2 separate regions of the Homo sapiens genome follow, and region 2 is linked to region 1. A link is an interaction called in ENCODE POLR2A ChIA-PET data of the cell type or tissue named here. Cell type or tissue: OCI-LY7. All regions are shown on one strand. Each heading gives the region's core, and the rest is flanking DNA. Links, peaks and the distances in the headings are about the cores only. Region 1 overlaps KDM2B (lysine demethylase 2B). Region 2 has its middle 6.0 kb from the start of CAMKK2.

What was found. Peaks named below come from ENCODE experiments on the same cell type or tissue, not always from the same donor. Only the 100,000 strongest peaks of a DNase experiment are listed, where the experiment ranks them.
Region 2: POLR2A ChIA-PET joins it to region 1 with 5 read pairs; 2 of 35 experiments call an interaction of 5 or more read pairs at or near these places.

What each region holds. Positions count from the first base shown.
Region 1 is chr12:121,529,648-121,532,147 of GRCh38, reverse strand. The region is part of intron 8 of KDM2B (lysine demethylase 2B); the gene reads left to right. Among named protein-coding and RNA genes, the nearest start is that of KDM2B-DT, 50 kb to the left of the region's middle. RefSeq lists an enhancer at 2,149-2,500. In OCI-LY7, for the core only: no CTCF peak of the experiment used is centred there; a DNase peak (open chromatin) is centred at 1,407; H3K4me3 peaks cover 591 bases; H3K27ac peaks cover 1,329 bases.
Region 2 is chr12:121,299,448-121,305,925 of GRCh38, reverse strand. No RefSeq gene overlaps it. Among named protein-coding and RNA genes, the nearest start is that of CAMKK2, 6.0 kb to the right of the region's middle. In OCI-LY7, for the core only: no CTCF peak of the experiment used is centred there; no DNase peak of the experiment used is centred there.

The sequences.
Region 1 (2,500 bases), core at 1-2,500:
AGGAGTTGTGCTTTTTTTCTTTTTTTTTTGAGACAGTCTTGCTCTGTCACCCAGGCTAGGGTGCAGTGGCGTGATCTTGGCTCACTGCAACCTTCACCTCCCAGGTTCAAGCAGTTCTCATGTCAGCCTCCCAAGTCTCAGCCTCCCAAGTCTCAGCCTCCCAAGTAGCTGGGATTACAGACGTGCGCCAACATGCCCAGCTAATTTTTGTATTTTTAGTAGAGGTGGGGTTTTGCCATGTTGTCCCGGCTGGTCTCCAACTCCTGGCCTCAAGGGATTCTCCCTCCTTGGCCTCCCAAAGTGCTAGGATTACACATGTGAGCCACCGCACCTAGCCTGTAGGAAGGAGGTTTTGTTCCTCTTGGTCATTGTACTTTGGAGGTTAAATCAACCTGAAGTGGGGTGTGGGTGTGTCTGGAAACCACATCAGGTGAGATGTGTTTGAAGGAGGAATTGGGTTGCTTTACATGAGGAAGTGAAGGCATATGGTAACTGCAGTCAGCCAGGTGAAGGATTGTCTCCTGAAAGGAGTATAGCCGAGTGGTGTTGAAATAACTTGCTCTGTTAGGTAGTGAGCTCCCTGTCACTGGAGGCATACAAGTAGAAAGTAGATATGGATGACTCAAGGTGCTTGCAGACAATCTACAACTGGGTGGAAGCTTGGACCAGAGGATAGGAGTATCCTTTGAGGCCACCAAGATGTTTCTGAGAGTTGGGCTAGAAACTGGTCTTAGGTCTGGACATCAAGCACTAGTGGTGGTTGTAGTAGCAGTTCCTGCTATGGGGATGGGGCCTCCAACACCTGGGTGCTTCTAGAAAGTTGGGCAGAAACTGGAGACTTCCCTATTAGGGAGATTTGGCATTTGGAAGTAGCAGGGTTTAGTGCGGGGATGACTTTGTTACCATGGCCCCAGGTCTGTCCTCAGACCTGCTTGGCTCAGGGAAGGGACCGACCCCTGCTTGGGATGGAAGGGAACTGCACTTGGTGGTCAGCGTTTATAGGGGACACCCTGGCAGATGTGGAGTAGTGGAGACTCGGGAAGGAGGTGGCATCCTCCTTCTAAGCTGTGCTCAATCCACTCTGCAGGTGTTGCTGGATTGGCCCTGGATTCAAAGGATGACTGGAAGGCTCTTGGCCTTGCTGCTGACTCTGTGACGTTAGCTGGTCTCTTCCTCTCTCTGCACCTCAGCTCTCTCTACAATGGTGGTGGGGTGGAGCTGAACTCTGGGACCCTCAAGTTCCCTCCCAACCCCATCCTCTGAGCCTAACAGGCCTTAAGTCTCTCTGTCCAGGCCTTATGCAGAGCTGGGAGGTGGCTCATCACTTTTCCCCTGTGTGGGATGGTGTGGGTGTTGATGTTGGTGACTTAAGCAAGCTGGGGGAGGTCTTGAGAAGCCCTGGCAGCAGGGGTGTGGGCGTGGCTGTCTATTGAAGGCAGGAAGAGGAAATGTGCATTTGAGTTGCTGCAAGCAGGAGTCCAGTTAGGTCCTGGCAAAGACTTCTGGCCTGAAGGGTCATGCATTGAGATACCAGGATTTTTTCCCCTGGAGTTTTGGGAAGTAGAAAAGGGACAGTTGGAATTTGCCACCCTCTGAGATACAGGGGTGGGGTAGGGTGGGAGGGAGGGTGCAGCATAGTTCAGCGGTTCCCAGCCATTGATTTCATGGACCAGTGAAAAAAAACTTAGGAACAGATACAGAGTTGCCAACTTATAATTTTGCTAAAGATGGGTGTTAAGATCAACAAACCCCATGGTCTATTCTGACACTAAAAAAGTTACAAGTATAAAATGTCAGAATAAAGGATAGTACTTTAACTTTGATAGTTTTTCTCATTCTGTTTCCAACCAGTGAAAACTAAAGGACCAGAGACTGGGGTCCACTGACCTAGATTAGTATTTTTTTTTTTTTTTTTTTTTTGAGAGGGAGTCTTGCTCTGTTGCCCAGGCTGGAGTGCAGTGGCGCAATCTCGGCTCACTGCAAGCTCCGCCTCCCGGGTTCACACCATTCTCCTGCCTCAGCTTCCCGAATAGCTGGGACCACAGGCACCCGCCACCATGCCTGGCTAATTTTTTGTGTTTTTAGTAGAGACACGTTTTCACTGTGTTAGCCAGGATGGTCTTGATCTCCTGACCTCATGATCTGCCCACCTTGGCCTCCCAAAGTGCTGGGATTACAGGCGTGAGCCACTGCGCCTGCTCTTCTTTTTTTTTTTTTTTGAGACAGAGTCTTGCTCTGTCGCCAGGCTGGAGCATGGTGGTGCAATCTTGGCTCACTGCAACCTCCGCCTCCCGGGTTCAAGCGATTCTCCTGCCTCAGCCTCCCTAGTAGCTGAGATTACAGGTACACGCCACCATGCCCGGCTAATTTTTGTATTTTTAGTAGCAACGGGGTTTTGCCATGTTGTCCAGGCAGGTCTCGAACTCCTAGGGTCAAGTGATCCACCCGCCTCGGCCTCCCAAAATGCTGGGATTACAGACATGAGCCACCGCGCCCAGCC
Region 2 (6,478 bases), core at 1,878-4,377, 230 kb after region 1:
ATGGTGGTGGGCGCCTGTAATCCCAGCTACGTGGGAGGCTGAGGCAGGAGAACCGCTTGAACCCAGGAGGCGGAGGTTGCAGTAAGCTGAGATCGCACCACTGCACTCCAGCCTGGGGCGACACAGTGAGACCCTGTCTCAAAAAAAAAAAACATAAAATAATTTCAAACAGCAACGGCAGAGCCTTAAACCAATATAGGGCCCTTCTGAGCCCACAGCCCTGCACAGTTTGCACACCTGAAAAGCCAGCCTGCCCAAAGCGCCTCTCAGCTGATGGCAGCTTCACCCTAGCAGGGAGACAGGGCCTAAATCCAAAGCTAATAGAAGGGGTCTGGGGTCTCCTGCTATCTGTGACTTAGATTTGTTGATTGAGGGGCTTGTCTCCTCCCTGATAGCAGAGTGGGTTGAATGAAAAGTAGAGACATTTGTGACCCCAAAACTCAGAACTGTCGGGGTGACAGCTAACTGGCTTTTCTCCTGATAGAGCATTTGGTGGGGGGAAAAAAAGGAGTCAATAATTTCATAATGATGTGATGATGAGTGGTTTAAGGGTATAAGAATTGATCGTCTGGTTAAATGGGGAAAAGGTTAAATGAGGAGGGAATTGAAACTTTTTCTTTTTTTTTTTTTTTCTTGAGATGGAGTCTCGCTCTATTGCCCAGGCTGGAGTGCAATGGCGCAATCTCGGCTCACCGCAACCTCTGCCTCCCAGGTTCAAGCGATTCTCCTGCCTCAGCCTCCCAAGTAGCTGGGATTACAGGAACCCGCCACCATGCCCAGCTAATTTTTGTATTTTTAGTAGAGATAGGGGTTCACCATATTGGCCAGGCTGGTCTCGAACTCCTGACCTCATGATCCACCCGCCTCGGCCTCCCAAAGTGCTGGGATTACAGGCATGACCCACCGCACCTGGCCGGAATTGAAGCTTTTTAAGCAGCAGGCATTCGGGTCTATACCCGAGATCTTCAGGATGTATCCTCTAAGGGAGAGAAGGAAAAAGGTGTTCTGACCTGGTGGCACAGTGGGAACTCTACCCAGCAGCCGTGTGCCCTGTTTTAAGTTCTTAGCTATATTAACACGTTTAATCTTCACAGTAATTCCAAGAGTTAGCAATAGCATGAATTCCATTGAACAGGATAGGATGGAGGCATAAGGGGGTTAAGTTACTTGCTCAAGGCCACGCTGCTGATAGGTTCCAGGGCTGGGCCTACCCTTAGAATTTTCAAAAGTACTGTCCTGTTTTTGTGAACATTGTTTTTCAGTTTGTTGAACACATAAACGATAATATTAGTTGTTATTTACGTAGTGCCCAATGTGGGCCAGACACTGCTATGTACTTCCACACATACCATCTCTAATGCTTGTGAGCTAAACATCATCCCTGTTTTACAGGCAGGAAAGCGGGCCCTGGAGGTTGGGCCTGACCCAGCCCCGACCTTGGTGAGGACCAGAATCAGGATTCAGCCCCAGAAGTGATGGGCTCCACAGCCTAGGCTCTTTCTCACATCACCAGGCTGCCTTTGTATTCACCTCCATACTCTGAATATTTCTACTTGTTCAAAGTGTTTTAAATTTGGTCCTAATATTTTTGGGTGGTTACACTGGCTTTTTTTTTTCCTGTTTCTTTTTCTTTCTTTCTTTTTTTTTTTTTTGAGACCGAGTTTTGCTCTTGTTGGCCAGGCTGGAGTGCAGTGGCGTGATCTTGGTTCACTGCAACCTCTGCCTCCCGGGTTCAAGCGATTCTCCTGCCTCAGTCTCCCTGCCTCAGCCTAGGATTACAGGCATGCACCACCATGCCTGGCTAATTTTGTAGTTTTAGTAGAGACGGGGTTTTTCCATGTTGGTCAGGCTGGTCTAGAACTCCTGACCTCAGGTGATCTGCCCGCCTTGGCCTCCCAAAGTGCTGGGATTACAGGTGTGAGCCACCGCGCCCGGCCAGTTTTTTTCCTCGAAGATGTATGCTGAGACAAATGAAAAGCCTCCTCATCTGTGCCCCCATCACTTCTTCTATGATGTTGTTTATGTTTGGGACTAGTAATCTCACTGCCTGTTGAAGTGAAACTTCTCAAGATCTTCTTTCTGACAGCATTTTTCTTTTCTTTTTTAGAGATAGTTTCACTATGTTGCCCAGGCTGGCCTTGAAATCTGAGGCTCAAGTGATCCTCTTGCCTCAGCCTCCCAAGTAGCTGGGACTGCATGCGCGTGCCTCTGAGCCTGACTTGACAGCATTTTTTTCCTTTTCTTTCTTTCTTTTTTTTTTTTTCTGAGACGGAGTCTCGCTCTGTTGCCCAGGCTGGAGTGCAGTGACACGATCTCAGCTCACTGCAACCTCCTCCTCCCAGGTCCAAGCGATTCTCGTGCCTCAGCTTCCTGAGTAGCTGGGATAACAGGCACGTGCTAACATACCTGGCTAATTTTTGAATTTTTTAGCAGAGACAGGGTTTCACCATGTTGGCCAGGCTGGTCTCGGACTCCTGACCTCAAGTGATCCCCTGCCTTGGCCTCCCAAAGTGCTGGGATTACAGGCATGAGCCACCGTGCCCAGCCCCACAGCATTTTTCTTTCCTTTTTTTGAGACAGAGTCTGGCTCTGTCCCTCAGGCTAGAGTGCAGCGGCCCGATCTCGGCTCATTGCAACCTATGCCTCCTGGGTTCAAGTGATTCTCCTGACTCAGCCTCCTAAGTAGCTGGGATTACAGGTGCCTGCCACCACGCCTAGCTAGCGACAGCGTTTTTCTACTGTCCTGGTGAATGGGAAAAAAAAAAATTCAACAAGTGCTGTAAATCAAAGAAAATGACCCAGGCAAGTCTCAATCATTTTAGGAGGCTTACTTGCCAAAGTTAAGGAACTACCTGGGAGACAGGTGTATGCCTTTCTCCGAAAATGATTTTGAAGGCTTCAGTATTTAAAGGGGAAAGGGCAGGATATTGAGAAATACACAATTTTCATGTGAGAGTGGGTAGGGGAAAAATAGTCATTCATCCCTTTGCCTGGCTTGGTGAATCTGAAATTTTTTTTTTTTTTTTTTTTTTTTTTTTTTTTTGAGTCTCGCTGTCGCCCAGGCTGCAGTGCAGTGGCGCGATCTCGGGTCACTGCAGGCTCCGCCCCCTGGGGTTCACGCCATTCTCCTGCCTCAGCCTCCGGCGTAGCTGGGACTACAGGCGCCCGCCACCTCGCCCGGCTAATTTTTTGTATTTTTAGTAGAGATGGGGTCTCACTGTGTTAGCCAGGATGGTCTCGATCTCCTGATCTTGTGATCCGCCCACCTCGGCCTCCCAAAGTGCTGGGATTACAGGCGTGAGCCACCGCGCCGGGCCGAATCTGAATTTTTATATAAGATAACATAGAAGATAGGGCCAAGGAAGCAATCAGATACGCATTTGTCTCAGGTGAGTAGAGGGATGACTTTGAGTTCTGTCCTATGTCCCCCGCACCTGTGAAGATAAGCTATCCATTTACATTGCCTTGGAGAACTTCAACAGAACTGCTTTAGGGTAAAGATCTTGGGGGCCGCCAGGAATTTCCTTGTGGGCAAAATGTGAGGGAGGTGTGTCGCTTTTCATCTTTGTAGCCACCTTATTTAGGAACCAAAATGGGAGGCGGGTTTGCATGACCCAATTCCCAGCTTGACTTTTCCCTTTGGCTTAGTGAGTTTGGGGTCCCCAGATTTCTTTTCCTTTCCCAGTACATTGGTGTGATGAATCCTGCTGTCTGCATCTGGATGTTCAAGGTTTGGGAGGTGGAACATTCCAGTGAGCAACATGAGCGGCACACGGTTCAGAAAGGAAGGATGAAACCTCCGCAGGAAATTACAGTGCTGTCCTTGGGGGTGAGGTAATTTTACACTCTTGCTTCCAGCCCCTCCCTTGTACTGTTCAAGTTTTCTGTAAAAATATGATTCAGATGCTTTGTTTACTTATTTTCTTGGCAATCTGTTGTCAGGACAACAAGATCTGTTTGCCTAGAATAGAATTTTCTGGTGTTCTTGGAGGAGAAAAATCCAAAAAACAAAGCAAATTCTTACTTTCATATTTCTAAGAAGAAAACGGTTGCCTTAAGTGGGATTTTTTTTTTTTTGAGACAGAGTTTAGCTCTTGTCGTCCAGGCTGGAGTGCAATGGCGCGATCTCCGCTCACTGCAACCCCTGCCTCCTAGGTTCAAGCGATTCTCCTGCCTCAGCCTCCCAAGTAGCTGGGATTACAGGCATGCGCCACCATGCCTGGCTAATTTTGTATTTTTAGGAGAGACGGGGTTTCTCCATGTTGGTCAGGCTGGTCTCAAACTCCTGACCTCAGGTGATCCGCCCACCTCAGCCTCCCAAAGTGCTGGGATCACAGGCGTGAGCCACCGCGCCCGGCAGTGGGATGATTCTTAGAAGAATTGCAACTGTGAGACCAGGCAGCAAGAGCAAAACTCCGTCTCAAAAAAAAAAAAAAAAGAATTGCAACTGTGAGACCAGGCAGCAAGAGCAAAACTCCGTCTCAAAAAAAAAAAAAAAAAAGAATTGCAACTGTGAGACCAGGCAGCAAGAGCAAAACTCCGTCTCAAAAAAAAAAAAAAAGAATTGCAACTGTGAGACCAGGCAGCAAGAGCAAAACTCCGTCTCAAAAAAAAAAAAAAAAAGAATTGCAACTGTGAGACCAGGCAGCAAGAGCAAAACTCCGTCTCAAAAAAAAAAAAAAAGAATTGCAACTGTGAGACCAGGCAGCAAGAGCAAAACTCCGTCTCAAAAAAAAAAAAAAAAAAAGAATTGCAACTGTGAGACCAGGCAGCAAGAGCAAAACTCCGTCTCAAAAAAAAAAAAAAAAAGGAATTGCAACTGTGAGACCAGGCAGCAAGAGCAAACCTCCGTCTCAAAAAAAAAAAAAAAAAAAGAATTGCAACTGTGAGACCAGGCAGCAAGAGCAAAACTCCGTCTCAAAAAAAAAAAAAAAAAGAATTGCAACTGTGATGTTTCTGTCCTGTTCTAATTAACTTTAATAAGGAAAGCACATATATTGATGGGGGTTTTAGCTTTGTGCTAATTTTAATTAGTTAGCATCATTGAAGACTTATGTACCAAGCACAGAGCTAGTATCTTTACATACATACATCGTTAGATTTAAACCTCATGGGAAACCTGTGAGCTAGATACTATTATTATCCCCATTTGACAGCTGACGAAACCAAATTGGGAGAGATCAAGTCATTTGCCCAAGGCCACAGAGCTGGTAACTAGTGAAACTGGGATGTGAACAAAATCTATCTGACTTCAGGGTCATTGCTGTCACCCACAATGCGGAGAGTATACAAAGGTTTCAGATGTGGTACCTGCCTAGATGCCAGGAAGATATAGGTCTATTGGCAAGTCAAAACACAGAGTGAAAAAGGAAGGAATAAAGAAGGAAGGGAGGTGGCTGAGCATCAAATAAATGGTACAGTCCTTGCTTTAAGACATCAGAGAGAGGAGCGGGCAGGGAGGGCCTGGCTCACAGCATTTCAGGAAACTATCAGGAAAAGCAACTCTTGAGCTAGGGTTTGGATTTGTAGGGGCACTTCCCAACCTTTCTTACTTAATTGGCTTTTAAGTTTACACAGCTGTGTGTATATCTAAGTTTCTGCCTGTGTGAGCTACAGTGTTCTAATAAAACACAGGCAATTTAGTAACATGATGTAAACATACAGAATTGTTTAACAAGTACCAGGAAAAGACATCCAGTAACAGGAAAGGACACCCAAATCTATTTTGGTTACCTTAGTAAAGCAGGGTTGCCAAACTATTTATTGCCCATAAGCTAAATCTGTCATGCCACCTGTTTTTTATGGCCTGCTAAGAATGGTTTTTACGTTTTTCTTTTTTCTTTTTGTCAAGATGGGTCTTGCCATGTTGTCCAGGCTGGTCTCAAACTTCTAGGCTCAAGTGATCCTGCCCCCTCGGCCTCCCAGAGTGCTAAGATTGTAATCACGCGTGTAGGTGTAAGCCACCACACCTGGCCTTTCACATTTTTCAATGGTTAAATAAAAACCAAAACAGTAATATTTTGTGACTTATGAAAATCATATGAAATTCAGTTTTCAGTGTCTGTAAATAAAGTTTTATTGGAACACTGCCGCATGCATTCATTTACTATTTCCTGTGGCTGCTAGGATGGCAGGGTTGAGTAGCTGCATTACAGAGCCTATGGCTTGCAAAGCCTAAAATATTTACTATCTGGCCCTTTACAAAGTTTGCTGACCCTGCCTTAAAGTGCCCCAGATAATCTCCACCAGGCCTGATACATATTTTTTTTGGGGGGGGGGGGGGAAATATGAGAATATAGAAAAATACGGGACTATGCATCCCCCATTCAGAATTGACTATTGCTAACAGTTTGCCATTTGCCTCACAGCCATTTATAAGTACTAAAAGGAATAAAACTTTACAACATTCCTTATGCTCCCTGTCCCGTTCTGTGCTTTTTTCCTTCTTTGTGGCACACTGTCATGAATTTAATGTATA